2 separate regions of the Homo sapiens genome follow, and region 1 is linked to region 2. The links are chromatin loops, found by intact Hi-C in ENCODE. Cell type or tissue: endothelial cell of umbilical vein. All regions are shown on one strand. Each heading gives the region's core, and the rest is flanking DNA. Links, peaks and the distances in the headings are about the cores only. Region 1 has its middle 91 kb from the start of RNF180. Region 2 overlaps CWC27 (CWC27 spliceosome associated cyclophilin).

Region 1 (10,007 bases), core at 1,261-9,260, 710 kb before region 2:
GGAATCAAATTAGATATTATATGTCAGCTTAGAGGGGAAAGATGTTTTGTTTAATACATAAATGGTGCTGGCATAATTGGCCGCTCTGGAGGAAAACAAAGTTAAACACCCATTTTACATAACATATAAAAATAAATTACTAATAGATTTGAAATTTAAATGCAAAAAATAAACATGAAGAAAATTTAGAAAATAAATAATTTTAGAGTGGGAAATGCTTCCTAAGCAGAAAAGGATATGTAAGCATTACACAATTTGAATCCATGAAAATGGAAAATCTATATGGAAAAAGAGGCCATAGACAAACTCTAAAGATGATCAATAGATTTGAAAAAAATAACACATGTGAGAAACACAGGGTTAGTATTTCTAAAGTATCCAAAGCTCCTGCAAAATTTTAAGAAAATCACAAACAACAACATATAAAAATAAGCAAGGAATTAAAAACAGACAACTCATGTAAGAAGAAATTCAAATGGCCAATAAATACATGTAGAAGGAAACATCAGCTGAAAACTAGATGTCAGGGAGATGAAAGGTAAATAAATGAGATGTATTTTCTACCCTGCAGATTAGTCTTGATTAAAGTATGCAAAATCATTTCATGTTGGTGAGGCAGCAGACATTCTCAATATAGCTCATGGGGCTAAAGAGCCATGTATTTTCTTTTTGGGAAGCAATATAGAAAAACCTATTAAAACTATACATATATATATATATATACTCTTTGAGCAAGCATGCTCACTTTTGAAAACCTCTAACAGTTAAAACATCAGTATAGAAGAATATGTTAGAAGATAACACATAGAAATTCCAAGGTTGCTCATAGTGGCAAAAACTGAAAACAATGTGAATGTTAACAGGCACATTGTAAAATAAATGTCATTACCTCCATATTATAAATTATCATGCAACAGCTAAAAAGTGCATGAGATTGAAAAAAAAGTCAGGTTTCAGAGTAAGATATATAAACTATTCCCATTATGGTTTAAAAAAAGGAAGGAAACTCATCCCACAATTGTATATGTGTTTGGTGTATTTGTCCAGACATGATGAATGATGGGGAAGGACACAAATCATATTGTTTACAGCAAAGATTTCAAAGGAGTGGAGCTAGAGATAGGATACAAGGCAGAAAAGTTATTTTGTGTATTCATCTTTGGCCCCTTACTTTCTTCAATGGACATGTATTACTTTTGGGATTTAAAAATTAATTGTGGTTTGACTGCCCATGTCACCAAAGTAATGAAGTTTTGTCAAATAATAATTTTAGTTTTTCCTACAGAAAGAGCTAAACAGATTTTTTTCACCCAACATTTGTACCCTAAAATTGGTTTTACAGGTTGAATTATGTCCCTCCAAAAATATATGTTGAAGTCCTAACCCGCAGTACCTCAGCATGTGTCTTTATTTAGAAATTGGGTCATTGCAAGCATAATTAAGATGAGGTCATATTGGAGAAGGGTGGGCCCCTAATCCAATATCACTAGTGCCTTTATTGGAAGATAGCCGTGTAAAGAAAGAAAGGAAAACTGAAAGAATGGCATGTGGAGATGGAGGCAGAGACTGGAATGATGTCAACTGGTGTTCCTATGAGTCAAGCAACACCAAGGATTGCTAGCCATCACCAGAAGCCATGGAACATAGATTCTCCCTCTTAGAACCCTCAGGAAAAATTAACCCTGCTGACACCTTGATTTTGAATGTCCAGCATCCAGAATTGTGAAAGAATAAATTTCTGTTATTTTAAGCCACCTGGTTTGTGGTATTGTTATGGTAGCCCTAAGAAATGAATACAATGGGTAAATCTGTTTCTTAACTACCAGCATATTTCAATGCATATGAGAAGCATAATCAATGGATTTTCTTTACATTCAAGGAATATAAGTTGTTTCTAGAAACAAAGATTCTCAGTGGCTTGCTTTGAAAATTCTTATTAGAAACTCTATATAAGACAGTTCTAACTTCATTTTCAGCTCATATAAGAAAAAGAAAAGATCTTCAAGAAACATATTCCCAAAACAATGATTCTATAAGTTCAGCATCATATAATGTTACTATTTAAAATTATCTTAAAGACTGTATTCTAGTTTAGCTTAACTGGATAGAACTATTTAATGTGTACCCTCCCTCTACTGCTAGGCACTGTGATTGAGGCTTAGGATATAAGAATAAACAAGATAGATTCATTGATTTAGGATGCTTACAACCTAGTGGAGAACACAGTGCTATGGCAGGGATAAGAATAGTAGGAGATGGGAGAATGGCCACAGCAGAGGGTTGAAGTGAAAATTTTTAGGGAAGATTTCCTCTAAAGAAAGTAACATCTAGGCTGAAACTCAAAAAAAAAAAAAAAAAATAGAGACAAGCAAGTGAATGGGGACGCATTGAAGGGAAGTGTATTCTAAGTGCAGGGGTCAACATGTGCAACTACTAAATGATAGTTTAGCTACTAGAGGTTACAGTGCATAGCCCACTACAGGAATGTCATTTCACAGTGGTGAGAACACAGAGTGTGCTGGAAGACATAGTGAGTTAAGGCTGAAAATTAATTGCAACTTTGTAAACTGTGTTAAAGATTTTAGACTTTATCCTGAGGGTGGCAGAGGGAACAAACCTGAGAAAAGTAATCCAGGCAAAAAAGGTTGGTGCTGGAACTAGGAAGTAACAGCAAGGACAGAAAATACTGAGTAGATGAAAATAGGGTTGGAAAATAGAATTGGTTTGATAATTGAATGGGAGAGTGTGGAAAAGGGAAGGATGAAGGTCAGCTTTTTGGCTAGGGCATCAGGATGAATACTGAAGCCATTTCCAGGAAAGATGTATAAAGTATGAGGGCTGGAGGATGAGGTCAGACATCCCTGAAAAACAATCGAACATCTGGCAGAGAAGGAGACTTAAAAGACATGAAGAAGAGAGTGCCGGAGAGAAAAGAGGAAACCCAGAAAGATATTGCACTTGAAAACTGGAGACACAATGTTCCAGGAAAAAGTGAATGGTCCACAGTATAGATTGTTTTCAAAAGGTCCATTAAATAAGAATTGAGCATGTTTATTGGATTTAGCAAGAAAATGTTGGCTAGTCACCCTAGCAAGAGCAGTTTTAATGGAGTAGTAGGAATAGAAATCAGATTGTTGTGGGCTGAATAGTGAAAAGGAGGGGAAACCAAGAAACAGAAGCTTCAGTTTTAGCAAAGAGGAAAAGCAGCTAGGTTCTGATTGCAAGAGGCTAAGTAAGTTTGTAGATTGCTGGTAGATCAAGTTTGGTGGCTCCCTTTACATGGGGGGAAACCAAGTTACAGAGAAATGATAGCAAATGTTTATCTCTAAAGAGGTATATCAGTTATCATGTTGCATTGAAATTTTAGTACTTCCTTTATACTTTTTTGCATTTCATGTTATTGTATTTTTATAAATTTAAGGAGTACAGGTGCCATTTTGTTACGTGGATATATTACATGGGGTAAAGTCTGGGCTTTTAGTGTAACCATCACCTGAATAATTCATATTGTAGCCATTAAGTAATTTCTCATCTCTCAGGCCCCTCCCACCCTTCCTCCCTTCATGTCCAATGTGTATTATTCCACAGTCTATGTCCATGTATACACATTATTTAGCTCCCACTTATAAGTGAGAACACGTGGTATTTAACTTTCGGTGTCTGAGTTGTTTCACTTAATATAATGGCCTCCAGTTCCATGTACGTTGCTGCAAAAGATATGATTTTATTCTTTTTTTATGACTGAATAGTATTCCATTGTTGATATCTGCCACATTTTAAATTCAATCATCCATTGATGGACACTCAAGTTGATTGCATATCTTTGCTATTATGAATAGTGCTGCAATAAACATACAAGTACAGGTATCTTTTTGATATAATGGTTTCTTTTCCTTTAGGTAGATACCCAGTAGTGGGATTGCTAGATAGAATGCTAGTTCTATTTTTAGTTCTTTGAGAAACCCCCCTACTGTTTTCCATAGAGGTTGTACTAGTTGACATTCCCACCAACAGTGTGTAAGCATTCCCTTTTCTCTGCATCCTTGCCAACATCTGTTAATTTTTTGTCTTTTAAATATGTGCTTCCTTTATGTTGTAAAAATATTATTGTATGGACCAATGAGTCAGTCAAGGTTATGTATTAAGTATATTTTTTGAAGTATATACTTTCCTTTCAAAGAATTTGAATTCCAAGGAAGGAAAAAAGACAAAATGTTCCACACCCAAAAGTGACAGAAGCAGGTCTCCAAATTGTACAGGGAAGGTTATAAGATACTAAACAGTGCCTAAAATGAAATGAAGGCTATCAGGTTCTATAAATGTCTGGTGTGTGTTATCCGAAATCAAGTAGGAATAGTCTACAATTCAAACTAATAATAAAAACACATGCCAGGTGCAGTGGCTCACGCCTATAATCCCAGCTGTTTGAGAGGCCTAAGTAGGAGGATCTCTTGAGCCCAGGAGTGTGAGAACTGCCTTGGCAACATAGATCTCATCTCTACAAAAAAAAAAAAAAAAATATATATATATATATATATATATATATATATATATATATATATATATATATAGCTGAGCTTGGTGGTGTGTGCCTATGGTCCCACATACTTAGGAGGCTGAGATGGGAGGACTGCTTGAGCCCAGGAGGTCAAGGCTGCAGTGACCCTGGGTGACAGAGTAAGACCCTGTCTCAAAATAATAATAATAACAATAACAACAACAATAATAAACCTGATATGGTGTTTCCTGCTTTCAAAGGCTTTTGGGGGCAATCTCCTAAAGTACCAGCAGGTGGGGATATTACAAAAGAGGACGGCAATCACAACAGTGACTTGTTGTCATCACCAACATACAGGAATGAGATGTTAACAGATCAGCAATGGTGGTACCTCCTAAGCATACCTCCAAGTACGCTCCAGGAAATATGACCTTCCTCACTATCCCTAAGAAAAGAGGTTTCCTTTTCTTTGAAATATGTGATACAGTGATTGAGTTGAGTGAAACAATTATTAGTGTGTTTTGGTTTCCCTCATCTCAAATTTTGGAAATGTGGTTACATCATTTTTATAATTAATAATATATGTATAAATTAAGAGGATACAAATGCAATCAGTTACCCCCAAACACACTGTACTTCCAGAGATTAGTTTTAAAATAAAATATGTATTGGCTGGGCTTGGTGGCTCACGCCTGTAATCCCAGCACTTTGGGAAGCTGAGGCGGGCAGATCACTTGAGGCCAGGAGTTCGAGACCAGCCTGGCCAACATAGTGAGACCCTGTCTCTACTAAAAATACAAAAAATTAGCTGAGCATGGTGATGCATGCCTGAAATCCCAGCTATTCAGGAGGCTGAGGCAGGATAATTGCTTGAACCCAGGAGGTGGATGTTGCAGTGAGCCAAGATCATGCCACTGCACTCCAGCCTGGGCGACAGAGCAAGACCCTGTCTCAAATATATATATATCAATATAAATATTTTATTAAATATATATCTTATCAAATATATATATCTTATCAAATATATATATATATACACACACACACATATATATATTTTTTAAGGTAAATTCTGGTGTTTCCAATCTGTGGGATTAGAATTGTTCATAGATGTATGGCATCTATAACAACAAACTTCTACAGGGATGTTTAGGAGGGATTTTTTGTTTAATTTTGTTTTGTTAGTTGTTTGTTGCCTTGCCTAATAGTTCCTATATAATTTCATGTTAAATATAATTGCACTTGGCTGTCTAAGAGTTTGACGGGCTGATTTATAAACATAATTTCATTGGTTTGTTGATTGGTTGGATGGGTGGGTGTTTAGGGGCTTATAGATTGATATTTTTCTGAAATCAGTTTCTGGGTTTACAAGTAATATTTTGAATGTGCCAATTTTGTGTAACATTTTGAGGGAAGGATTTCTGGAACTACCCTAATTTAATGATAAATAGGCCTAGTAAATTATTGCCTGAAATTATTTTGTGTATGAAAAGGCAACTACCAGCAAAAGCATTCTAAAGACAAAAAAAAAAAACTAAGACTTTTTAGTGAATATAAACATGTACACATACATTTTGTAAAATCAAATTTATTTTATGGATTAACTTTCTACTGTCCCCCTTTATTTTAAGGGCACAATAATCATCTCCTGTTTAATACTTCTAAACCTGATTTTCTTAAGAATTGGCTCTTTCTCATCTTATAGACCTCAGGCCTTCTCATTAGGAGATTGCACAGAAAATGTAATCCTAGGAAAAGTAAAAAGACAGAGGATTTCATTCAACCATTGGGGTCTATTAAGAAATAAGTTTTTTTTTGGGAGGCCGAGGCAGGCGGATCTTGAGGTCAGGAGTTCAAGGCCAGCCTGGCCAACATAGTAAAACCCTGTCTCTACTGAAAATACAAAAAAAATTAGCCGGGCATGGTGGCAGGTGCCTGTAATCCCAGCTACTCAGGAGGCTGAGGCAGGAGAATTGCTTGAACCAGGAGGCGGAGGTTGCAGTGAGTGGAGATCGTGCTACTGCGCTCCAGCCTGGCTGACAGTGTAAAACTCTGTCTCAAATTTTAAAAAATAAAATAAAATAAAAATAAGTTTTTAAACTAAATACTGTTTTTATAAGAAGAGCAATGCCAAGCGCTAAAAGGTACAGCAGTTGAAAACCTTGCTAACTTTGTCTCTTGACAGCCTTTCATAGCATGGCTTATCTGATATGGTGTCTAACATTAAAAGTTCTTTGACCATACACAGAGTATGGAATGTCCATATTACAGGCAGTGGAGAAAAACATTGCTTGTGCACCCTGCAAACTTCTCTATCTGAAATGGGAGCACAGACTAATATCTGGGCCAGCCGTTGTTCAGCCTTGCTTGATCAAACATAGCAATTACGTGAAATTGGGGTAATGAGGCTGCTGCCAGCCAACCGGGGCATATTTTATTACATCTAGTTTTCAAAGAAGGTAGAATTAATATATCAAAGCAAATCAGTGTTTGAATATGGCTTTATTTTTTTTCTTATCTAAGAAGTTATTTTGGTCTTTTAGTCTCCTGTGATCTTTATTCTGAGCTACTGTCTACATTGTAAGCCCTGTCTCAGAAATTGTACCCACACTTTGTACAGGAGATACTGTTTCCTACTTTGAAGCCTCTATGAAAACCGTTAAGACCTGAGTAATGATGTTAAGTTCATGCTGACTCTCAGTGTCAAAGACAGGTTTAAAACAAGTTATCTTAAAGCCTGTGATTTTACCATTTACATTTCACTCTTTGGCATCTGTCAATGAATGTTTTCTTTCCAAACCAGAAGGGTAAAAAACGAAATTCCTTTTAAAAGATAAATTACCCCTTATATTCAATCTCACCAAAACTACAATGTTTGGCTTCTATTTGTCACCTGAAGAAGGCAGTTCCCTGGTATTTTCACCCTACGATTTAGCTGAAGCATTCGCACTTACGCACCGTATAGATAAAGCAAGTTCCTACAGAATTCAGGCAAAAGATTATTTCTTTGCCTCAATTTCATCAGATGAGTGCTTTGGACTATGGATTTTGAGGATATTACCACAAAATCATTTTCTAAACCACCTTATGTTCTGTTTAAATGTGCTTTAAATGTTATATTCCGTGGAAGTTTATAATCCCTTGAGGGGAGGTAACAATCAGAGTAGTCTAATTCTACATCATTTGATCGAGGGATTAACTACTTGTATCTTAAATACTAGATAATTGAACGGAAAGGAAAACTTGCAACCATTTAGAAGTCAGCTGGTCGGGAAACCACCGATGGAGAAATTACAGAGTGTGGAGAGGTTTCCATGAGTAGAAACAGCTGCAGTGCCTTTTTAACATCAGAACTGAATAATGCCCGGAAAAGTTTCATGTTATGCAATGTGAGGCATTATTTCTAACATTCTGAAATAGATCTTGTGGTTTGAATATTTGTGCAGGACCACATAGTAGTACAGTAAATGAATGGAGCATTAGAAAGGAAAACATAAATTATAATAGTAATTTCTGGCCGGGCGAGTTGGCTCACGCCTGTAATCCCAGCACTTTGGGAGGCCGAGGCGGGCGGATCACGAGGTCAGGAGATAGAGACCATCCTGGCTAACAAGGTGAAACCCCCGTCTCTACTAAAAATACAAAAAAAAATTAGCCGGGCGCAGTGGCGGGCGCCTGCAGTTCCAGCTACTTGGGAGGCTAAGGCCGAAGAATGGCGTGAACCCGGGAGGCGGAGCTTGCAGTGAGCCTAGACCGCGCCACTGCACCCCAGCCTGGGCGACAGAGCAAAACTCCGTCTAAAAAAAAAAAAAAAAAAGAAATTTCTAAAGCTTACATGTTACATGTTATTTGTCAGGGACTATTGTGAGCGTTTTACATATACATGTTTTAGTTCATTTAATTCCCACAAACACTCTTTTTTTTTTTGTTTTTGTTTGGTTGTTTTTTTCTTCTTTTTTTTTTTTTTTTTTTTTTTTTGAGATGTAGTCTTGCTCTGTCGCCCAGGCTGGAGTGCAGTGACGTGACCTCGGCTCACTGCAACCTCCGCCTCCCGGCTTCAAGGGATTCTTCTACCTCAAGCCTCCGGAGTAGCTGGGACTATAGGCTCGAGCGCCACCACTCCCAGCTAATTTTTGTATTTTTAATAGAGACCAGGTTTCATCATATTGGCCAGGCTGGTTTCGAATTTCTGACCTTGTGATCCGCCCGCCTTGGCCTCCCAAAGTGCTGGGATTACAGGCGTGAGCCACCGTGCCCGGCCCCACATTACTCTTACAAAATAATTTTATGCTCAGATGCAGTGGCTCACACCTGTAATCTCAGAACTTTGCGAGGCTGAGGTGGGCAGATCGCTTGAGCTCAAGAGTTTGAAACCAACCTGGGCAACATGGCAAAACCCCATCTCTACCAAAAAAACAAAAACTAGCCAGGCATGGTAGTATGACCTTGTAGTCCCAGCTACCAAGGAGCCTGAGGTGGGAAGATCACTGGAGCCCAGGAAGTTGAGTCTGCCATGAGCCATGATAGCACCAGTGCGCTCCAGCCTAGGCAACAGTGAGACCCTGTCTCAAAAATAATAACAATAACAATTTCTATTGTTACTTCAATTTCTTTCATTTTTTAAAATTTGACATATGATGTACACACAGAAAAATGAGTTTGGACAAATACAAGATATAGAATAAAACAATTCATCATCCCAAAAATCACTTCGTGCCTCGTCCCTGAATCACCATCTCCAGTGATAACCATCTTTCTAATTTCTATCACTGGACTTTAGTTTACTGTTAGAGAAGTACATGTAAATGAAATGATACAGTTTGAACTGTTTTTTGTCTGCCTTCTTTTGCCTGAATTTTTTTTTTTTTTTTTTTTTTTTTTTTGAGATAAGAGTCTCACTCTGTTGCCCAGACTGGAGTGCAGTGGCGCAATCTCGGCTCACTGCAACCTCCGCCTCCCGGGTTCAAGTGATTCCTCTGCCTCAGCCTCCCGAGTAGCTGGGACTACAGGCGCACACCACCATGCCCGGCTAATTTTTGTATTTTTTAGTAGAGATGAATTGATATTTTTAAGATTCACCCATGTTAGAGCATATATCAATAGTAAACTGTTTTATGAATACACCACAATTTATTTTCCCATTTTCCAATTGAACATTTGTGTTATTTCCAGTTTTTAGCTATTATGAATAAAACTGCTGCCAATACTCTGATACAAATCCTTTTTTGGACATATGATTTCATTTCTTTTGAACTAGGATTAGAATTATTATGCCATAGTTTAGGTGTTTATCTGGTATCATATCAAATTGTGAGACATTTTCCCCAAACAGTTGTATCATTTAACATTTTCATCCAGTATGTTTGAGAATTCAAGTTGTTCCATATCTTCATCAATACTTGGAATTGTGACCCTTTTTAAATGTATTCATTCTTAAGGGTTTGTTGCAATATCTCATTTTTCTTTGAATTTATATTTTCTTTATGATTAGTGATATTGATCATATTTT
Region 2 (10,007 bases), core at 846-8,845:
ACACGCGCACACGCGCGCACACACACACACACACACCGGAATCATAATTGCTGGATTACATGCTAATTCTGTGTTTAACTTTTTACACTATTTTATATTCCCACCAGCAATGTAAAAGGGTTCCAGTTTCATCACATCCTTACCAACACTTATTCTTTTAAGGTTTTTGATGTTAGCCATTCTAGTGGGTGTGAAGTAGTATCTGATTGTGGTTTTGATTTGCATTTCTCTAATGACTAATAATATTGAGCATCTTTTGTTATGCATGTTGGTCATTATTGCTACTTCTTAATGTAAATTCTCTTATTCAGGCAAATTCTAATTCCTGCTTCCCACTCAATTTGTCGCTTATACTTTGCCTCACTGAGATGCCATGCTTCTGCCATTCCCAAGTTAACTTCCTTTTCTTCTATGAAGTATCCTAATGATTTTAGGTTCCAGATAATATATAGTATAGGAGGTCATATACAGTCTCTCCTGTATATTTATGAGTTCTAAATTATATACTCCAATTGTATATTTTTGAATTACATATAAATATTAATAATTTATTTCAATCATTTAGCAAACTGAGCTAATTGGACTCAAGTATGTATTGTGTTATTTGTTTTATTTATTCAAAGTTTCTTGAGGAGGGTGTATTGATGGTTCTAGACCTATAACTAATAAGTAATTTTGATATATTATGAGTTTGTGTGTTAATAAATTAATTTCCTGTGAGGAAAAGAGGAAGCAGTGGGAAATAAGGTATTTATCTTTGCCAGGGTTTCTCAGTCTCCATACAGTTGACATTTTGGGCTGGTAATTCTCTGTTGTGGGAACTGTCTTTTGCAGTATAGGGTGTTTAGCAGTATCCCTGCCCCCTACTCACTGGATGCCAGTAGTATCCCCCATTTGTGATAACCAAAAATATTTTCAGAAATTGACAAATGTCCCCTGGGGCACAATATTGCTTCTCCTCCCTATCAGAACTCTCTAATTTCTGTTTTGAAGACCAGTCCAGAGTTTGAGAGAATCCTAGAAATAAAAACAAGAAGTCAACAGTGATGGTTTCTGTAGAAATGTGTGCTGTTCTGAGAAGTAACTATTTTATAAGAAGGAGGATACAAAAGGTTTTGGCTGGGGAGCGTATTTAACATTCTGGAAAATAAATCTTTTGACTCTAGCTGTATTAATTTTGGTAACTGTAGAGATGATTAATTTTAGACATTGATAAATTATTTTTATTTTTTTTTCAGCTTATTATGACAATACCATTTTTCATAGAGTTGTGCCTGGTTTCATAGTCCAAGGCGGAGATCCTACTGGCACAGGGAGTGGTGGAGAGTCTATCTATGGAGCGCCATTCAAAGTAAGACTGAATTATTATTTTTATTATTATTTTTGTTGTTATTATTATTTCCAAGTCAGTTTGGATTGCTTAATCGAAAATGATTGTGTTCCACAAGAGGAAAAAACGTTTCACATTAGTATATAAACATCAGGCTGGGTGCAGTAGCTCATGCCTGTAATTCCAGCACTTTGGGAAGCCGAGGGGGGCGGATCACTTGAGGTCGGGAGTTTGAGACCAGCCTGGCCAACATGGTGAAACCTCATCTCTACTAAAATTACAAAAATTAGCCAGGCATGGTGGCACACGCCTGTATTCCCAGCTACTCAGGAGGCTGAGGCAGGAGAATTGCCTGAACCTGGGAGGTGGAGGTTGCAGTGAGCGGAGATCGCACCAATGCACTCCAGCCTGGGCGACAGAGCGAGACTCCGTCTCAAATAAATAAATAAATAAATAAATAAATAAATAAATTGTCTGTAAAAGATGCATTAATCAAGAACAGGTCAGTGATTTCTTAACTGCCAACATAGATCTAAGAAGAAAAGGAGTTAATGTCATAGTGAAGATAATAACAACAGCAGGTTCAAGTAAAAGCTAAAAGTTGTGTTTGTTATTAATTTGATGGCACCAATATCATGTTCTTTGAATGAGTAAATATTGGTATCTCTTAAAATATGGGAGTTTTTGAAAAATTCGTTTTTATATTAAGGGAATAGATTGCATTTTCCTTTCATCTTTTAATGAGTCATTGTGTGATTCTTGAAGAAAATACTTGAACTGTTAGCTTTAATTTCCAGATGATAATGGCCTTAGAAATGTGGAATAGTTATTTTAAAAGTCTCAGATGTCACTTTTAGACTATTTTATATTTTACCATGGTAAGACTTCTCATGATTTTAGATACTCCGTCTAGTCGGAAGCATTCTTTTATTCTTTTATTTGGTGTGACAGAATAGCTGTTTTTGACAATTCCTTCCTAATTTGAGATTTTTGCTTCATTATTTTCAGGTAATACAGTTATCTTGTTACATTTTTCAATTAGGTCATTTTGAATACAGTATACAGAGTTATGATCCATTGAGTTCAGATCTCTTGAGAATTATTTATTAAGGAAAAATATCTTCCTTTGTGAAAAGCATTTATGATATAACATGACTACATTTATAAATGAGTTCTGTATCAGGCTGGATGGAAATTCTGTTAACTAAGAGACTAATATATTTGTTAAGTAGCCCTGTCATGGTGAGAAAACCACCTTAGAAAGGCTTGTTCCTGCTCTTTTGAAAACTGGCAAATAGAATCAGTGCCATTTCAGAGAAGATTCAACTTAGGACTTTAAAAAGACATGGTAAAATTACATAACACAATCATAGTAGATTATTTGAATTAAAAAACAAGAACAAAGCAATTGTTTAATGACATTTAGAATGAGATGGGAAGGAGTAATAATTGAATACTCTGCAATGGCTCAAAGGTAGTTTTCTGGGAGAAATAATAGAAGATTTCAAAAGCATAGCTGACTTTGGGATGAGAATAGGGAAATGACTTAGAAATCCATTCCCCCTTGGGTACTCTTCCTTTAGATGTAACTAAGCAGCTTTCTACAAAATAGGGTATATTTCTGTCTGAGTATATTTAGAAGATACAGTCTAGTGAATTCAAGTTTAATAACATTGAAAGAATAGTAAATACTTGAAAATCAATTAAGTAAAATGTCTGCATTTTTTATTAGAAGTTGTATGGGACCTTGCAGGTCAAGTTGAATAACTGCATATGAAGGGTCTTATAACTGAGGACATTCACTAAATCTTTTTACATTTCAGGATGAATTTCATTCACGGTTGCGTTTTAATCGGAGAGGACTGGTTGCCATGGCAAATGCTGGTTCTCATGATAATGGCAGCCAGTTTTTCTTCACACTGGGTCGAGCAGATGAACTTAACAATAAGCATACCATCTTTGGAAAGGTTAGTGTCCAGTGATTTTAAACCTGTGGTTCAGTTTTTGGTTTTATGTTATTCCTTAGACTTCTAAGATACATATGATTAACTTATCTAAGAGCTACCTTTGTAAAAACATTCCATAGGATATGTTTATTATTTTCAAAAATGATGGAATATATTCCTAATATAGTGCACTATGAGGGAGCATCTAAGTTCTTTTTGGATCTTTCAATTCAGTCATTAGTTGTGACTTTAGTGTATTCCTTCTTTAAAATCATAGTAATGGTATGAGCTAAAATGTGCCACTTAGCCAATATTGATTTTACACTTTTGGAAGGACATTTAGGTAATAATATTTAGTAGTTTACAGTTTATTTTCTTAATGATGGATTTTCTTAAGTTTAAAGTGGAATTTGTGTTGACATTGAAACTTCTTACTGTAAATATTACTTTGAATAGTACCTATTTAATCCTGCTCACATTTAATGTCATATTAGGGAACGTCCTTTCTATAGAATTTTTAACAATTCCCTTTAAAAAGGGATTCTGAAGGTTTTCTTCTCTCACTCTTCTCCATTCTCATAAATATGTTTCTATATGTTTTAAGTCTTAGGCATATCGGACATCACTAGTGCATCAGCGCCCTCTGCTGGTTCAGTAAGAATGGTTTCCCCATATACTGGGCAAAACTGGATTTTTGTGGTGATGAAAGGGAAAAAAACAAATTCAGTACAATTGGAAAGCTGGTGTTGTTTTAAAACTCTTGAAAAACACTGAATGAAAGGAATCACACTAAAACTATATGTTGCAATGTTGTTGGTTAATACTTATTAATAACAGTGGGTTAGGAAATATGCATTGGCACATTCTTTTGAGCCACTCCAGCACAGCCTGTCTGATGTTTATAGATTCCCTCCATTTATTCCTTAAAAATAAGAGTGTGTAATAAAATGAGATTTAAGTTGCCATTCTGCATCAGTTTTTACAATTGGGTTATATAACTAACACATCAGAGACAATGTGTAGCATAGTTAGAAGTTAGAAAGGCCATCACTGTTGGTTTTATACCTTCTTTGATCCTCATTTTTCTTATCTGTAGAAGGATAATATTAGTTCCTACTTTTAGGTTGTTTGTGAGGATTAAATGAGATAATGTCTCTAAAGCATTTACCACATTGTTATTGTTATTTGCTTATTTTATCCTATTCCAAAGTTTAAATTTGTTTATGATGTTTGAATGAAAAGTTGTCATTCAGTAGGAGATTATTTGGCATTATATTATTAATAAAAACTTACATTAAATATATATTGGAAATTTCCAAAAAACTTATTGGGGGATTGAACTCCATCCATGCTTTTCTCCTTTAAGATAAAGTTGCTTTATTTGCATTATTAAATGCATATATTTTTATGTAATCACATGAAATTTTCTTTTAATTATTTGAAAGATGTTTTCAAAGGTTTTCTCTTAATTCAAAGGATGAGTGCAATAATTTTCAATTACATTATATTTTTAATTTGATAGGTTACAGGGGATACAGTATATAACATGTTGCGACTGTCAGAAGTAGACATTGATGATGACGAAAGACCACATAATCCACACAAAATAAAAAGCTGTGAGGTAGGAGCATGATTATTACGAGATACAGCACTTACATTGTCGTTTAAGAGGAATTGATTCTTAGTATTTTTAAACTATTGGATTAAGGCTTTATACTATGTTAACATCACAACTCAAATTTTATCTCTAATTTATTTGGGCACCGTTTCTAGTTAAGAATTTTTTTAATTAAAGATTTTAATTCAAAGATGAAACTTTATCTGATAATCCAATGACTGAAAAGCTTACCTCATAATGGAAAGTTAAAGGAATTAGGTTTATTTAGCCCAAAGTAGTGACTTCATAGGTAATTTAAGAGTAATCTGCTGGGCACGGTGGCTCACACCTGTAATCTCAGCACTTTGGGATGCTGAGGTGGGTGGATCATGAGGTCAGGAGATGGAGACCATCCTGACTAACACAGTGAAACCCTGTGTCTACTAAAAATACAAAAAAAATAGCTGGGCATGGTGGCATACGCCTGTAGTCCCAGCTACTCAGGAGGCTGAGGCAGGATAATCACTTGAACCTGGGAGGCAGAGGTTGCAGTGAGCCAAGATCACGCCACTGCACTCCAGCCTGGGCGACAGAGCAAGACTCCATCTCAAAAAAAAAAAAAAAAAAAAAGAATGACCCTTCATTGAGGAAGCAAGAATACTTGATTTGGAATCAAAGCATCTGAGTTGATCTTGTTTACTGTGTATCATTTACATTTTCTTAAATATTTTTCCCTTTTGTAAAATGGGGATAAAATATCCCTTACTTAATAGCACATAGGATTATTGAGAGAATCCAGTGAGGCCGTGTAAGTGGAAGCATGTTGTGTAGTAAATATATATCACTATACTAATAATGTTTATGTGGGGAAAAATATAGACACTATACCACTGGAATTACATACGGGGTTTGATTTTTTGTGAAATGTTAAAAATGGAATAATGTTTTCGAAATATTTTTTTTCATAGGTTTTGTTTAATCCTTTTGATGACATCATTCCAAGGGAAATTAAAAGGCTGAAAAAAGAGAAACCAGAGGAGGAAGTAAAGAAATTGAAACCCAAAGGCACAAAGTAATCATAGTGGAGAGATTTTTCTTCAGCTTGAAAAATGACACTCATTCATTTAGTTTACTATATTTCCTTTTATAGTAATTGTTTACTAGCAAAGGAGAGGCCAGTTTGAACCAGAGAGATATTGGAATTATGAGTGTGTGGTTGTATTAGTTCATTTTTACACTGCTATAAAGACATGCCTGAGACTGAGAGATATTGGAATTATGAGTGTGTGGTTGTATTAGTCCGTTTTCACACTGCTATAAAGATATACCTGAGACAGGGTAATTCATAAAGGAAACAGGTTTAATTGACTCACAATTTCACATGGCTAGGGAGGCCTCAGGAAGCTTCAATCGTGGAGGAAGGCGAAGCAGTCACCTTCTTCACAAGGCAGCAGGGGAGAGAGCGAGTGGGAAGGAGGAACTGTCAAACACTTATAAAACCATCAGATCTTATGAGAACTCACTCAGTATCATGAGAACAGCTTTGGGGACACCACCCTATAATCCAGTCACCTCCCACTAGGGTCCCTCCCATAAAACACATGGGGATTGTGGGAATTACTCGAGATGAGATTTGGGTGGGGACACAGAGCCAAACCATATTAGTGGTTTTGTTTGTTTGTTTGTTTGTTTGTTTTCCTAAATGAGCAACTCTTGTATTCAGGTGCAGTATATCTTAAACTTAAGCTACAAACATGTCATCTCAGTTGTTCACATGAAATCTGTGTTAATAAATAGATACATATTTTATGATCCCTGTAACAATTATTTATATAAATGAGTTGTTGAGAAACTTGTTTGTTGCTTATTTTAAAATTAATATGTGCTCACTCAGTATAAATAGAAAGTAAAGTATAAAGAATATTTTTAATGACTGCATGATTGCATTATGCAATTTAACTTGTATTTAACTTTTTACTCCTTTTATGTTGCTATTAAAAATAATATTATTATAAATATTTTAAAATATAAAGCTGTTTCATTCAGTATTCTGGTTTATTTCCAGAAGATAATTTTCCAAAAAATAGGAATGAAAAAATAAATTTCAGTATTTTGGACAATATTCTACATTATTAATACTGTCTGTATATACTGCAGAGTTAGATTTCAACGTACTCTTTTACTGAATCGTAGGATCCTTATTAGAGATTTTATTGTAAGTATAATTGTTAGATTTGATCAATTCTAGATATAATCCTGCCAAACCTAGTTAATAAAAGGCAAAGTTGATTAAACTTTCTAAGCTTCAGTTACCTCTTCCTATAAAATGGAGATTAGAATAAGTTCAACTCCTGGTTGTTATGAGGATTAAATGAGAAGAGGTATGTTAAAACACCCAGTAGTATAGGCATTCAATACCTATTAGTCTTTTTCCTTGATATCCTACAAATACAAAGTTAAATTGTTTTATAAAGTGTCAGATATGAGCCAGACACTTTAATAAGCAGTTAATTCCTTGTGGCAAAATAACTGCTTATTGGAATTATTTATTTGATTTTTAAAAATTCTTTGATCAGCTTATTTTGATTAATCTATCTCTGGATGAAAGGTCACTGTCACTGTATTCATATGCAGTGCGTCATCACTATGATTTATCTTAACAATAAACTCTAAAGTCTTTTTTTGGTGTGTTTTGCTTTGTTTTTGTTTCCAGCAAATATATTGGGGATGATATGTTGGTCGTTGCTTGCTTCTAGGCTTTGGGAAAAAAAAAAATCTGTTTCACTGCCACATCTTTAATTTTTCTATTTGAGAGACAGTTTTAGTAACTTGTTTATCTTACTTGAGATTACTTTTGTTTGATGAATCAGAGGAGACAAACCTAGTTTTTTCTCCTTGTGGGCTATTTTAGTTGTTCATTGCTCATATTTTTTTGTCTGACAATTTTGTATACATATTAATTTTAAAATATTAAAAAATATTTTGCCAAATACTAGATTAATTGCTTCCCATTTGTAGCACTCAGGGATATATACTTATTATTTTTCAGAAACCCCCATTTTGCTACCAGTTTTGATAAATATAAAAAAGCTTAATTATTTCTGTCATGCTTTACTCAGTAAATTTAATGGTAATGCTCAGAAGGGATTTTTGGTCATTAAAAGTTAGTATAATATAGGAAACATTGGTGCTGTGAGGCAAAAGCTTTAACATCATACTGAAAATACAGATCGTTAGAATACTTCTGCTGAATACTGAGTAATATGGTCTTTTTTAGAACAGTCAGAATGTATTTCTTCTTGTAAATTCTGTTCTCTTGCTCTGAAAATAAGGTATTTATAAGTTTGATTTGACTTTCTCTTTCTTTTTTTTTTTCTTTCTTTTTTTTGGACTAGAAATTTTAGTTTACTTTCATTTGGAGAGGAAGCTGAGGAAGAAGAGGAGGAAGTAAATCGAGTTAGTCAGGTAATCTCTAATTTGCCCTTTGTTCTAACTTACAAAAGAGATTGGGGTCTATATCTTACTCACTATTGTATCTCCTGCTATATCTGGCACAGCATGTTTTACATGGGGCAGGCTCAGTAAGTGTTCATTGAATTTGTAAATTGATTTGTGGTCAGTAATATTTGCAACTTTTGAGATTATCCTATTTATTTTTAATGTTGGCATTTTAAAAAAATCAGTTTGAACTAGACTTGCAGTTTTTTGAATGGTTGGACTTTATGATTCAGATCCTAACTGCTATTTTTTCAGGTAGTATGTTAGATGATAATGATTATTATCATTACTGATATAAACAGTCACAGACCAAAACTCTTATATTCATTTTAATGTTATTTATATATATTTTGTTTATTTCATTAATTCTCATTACAGCCCTTTGAGATGGGTGATATTATTATCATCCTCATTTTACTCATGAATACATTCAGCTATAGTTTATAATTTGCTCAAAGTAACATAACCAATAAGTAGCTACAGATGGGAACTGAACGCAGGTCTTTGTAACTATTAAATCCATGTCCTTGAATTATGCAGTGCCTCCTGGCCTTTTTATTCTGCTAGTCCTTCCTGTAGGCCTTTACATGTGGTTTTCTTCAATATTGCTTGCATCATAATACGCATTACTGAAACACGGTGTCATGCCATTGTTTAGAGCAGTAATTCTGGTGTGTATACTACAAGAAAACTGTCTTCAAGGGTTTCTACTCCTAAAGGTTCTGATATGCCTTTCTTTTTTGAAAATTAGTGAATACTGAGAACTAAAGGATTAGGTTTATAGTCTTTATTGTTGTAATTAAAACTTTATAACCTATAAGCCTTACTTGCTTAACATAATTATCTATTTCTTACCAACTCTAACAATAACATTGAATTAAAAGCATATTATTATTATTCTTGTTTTTACTTCTTTAGCCATATGTTCCCTTATTAGTGAGCACGGTTTTGCAGGCTAATGTTGGACGCCTAGTAAGCACTCTACTTAATACCCCTTGCATTAAAATGTAATTAAAATGGTGTGTATATGAAATATTTTGGTCATAACTTTTTGTTGCTTTTTATTGTATCCTTGAGTGATGTATTTGATGCCATGGATTCAATTTCCATTTACCTGTACACCAACATTCTAAACTCTAGGAGATAAGGCCAAATATTTCTCCTGGGCTCTTATCCCTTGTTCAGAGTTGCTTTAGGAAAGGTCTCTAGATGTCAAAACTAAATTCATTTTTTTACAAAAACTTCATTTCCCAATTCCTTAACGTCACCAATCACTCTGTCACCTCAATATCTGAAGAGTCATCTTCTTTAGATGTCAGTGCACTAGTCTTGCATTGTTTATGATTCAAATTTATGCCTCATCAAAATGATTTACTATGTGTCATGATTCTGTGGTTATGTTTGTGAATGGACAAAACCATGAATGTTAGATCTAGAAATTGCCAGGGTTCCTTTTCATTGATGTTTTCTAAAGATGTCAAGTTTCCTTGCATACCCATACTTTCCTCACAGTTCCCCCACCCCTGTTTTTCCTTTTGCCAGGAGTATGCTCTCTCCTTAAAGTGTTTTTCCTTTAAGATTTAGGTCTACTATCACCTTCTACTACTTCTACCTCCCCCTGCCACTGAACTCCCAT

Evidence for each region. A loop is a pair of places that touch in the nucleus more often than their neighbours do. Peaks named below come from ENCODE experiments on the same cell type or tissue, not always from the same donor. Only the 100,000 strongest peaks of a DNase experiment are listed, where the experiment ranks them.
Region 1: a loop joins it to region 2, with 10 times the contacts of the local background. A loop is called at or near these places in 7 of 110 quality-filtered maps.

Annotation. Positions count from the first base shown.
Region 1 is chr5:64,069,934-64,079,940 of GRCh38, forward strand. No RefSeq gene overlaps it. Among named protein-coding and RNA genes, the nearest start is that of RNF180, 91 kb to the right of the region's middle. In endothelial cell of umbilical vein, for the core only: a CTCF peak has its summit at 4,792 (motif pointing right); a DNase peak (open chromatin) is centred at 4,808.
Region 2 is chr5:64,780,683-64,790,689 of GRCh38, forward strand. It overlaps CWC27 (CWC27 spliceosome associated cyclophilin), which reads left to right. Exons shown (of 14, transcript NM_005869.4): 3 at 1,239-1,351; 4 at 3,154-3,297; 5 at 4,799-4,897; 6 at 5,842-5,945; 7 at 8,269-8,338. Among named protein-coding and RNA genes, the nearest start is that of CWC27, 17 kb to the left of the region's middle. In endothelial cell of umbilical vein, for the core only: a CTCF peak has its summit at 3,937 (motif pointing left); a DNase peak (open chromatin) is centred at 3,909.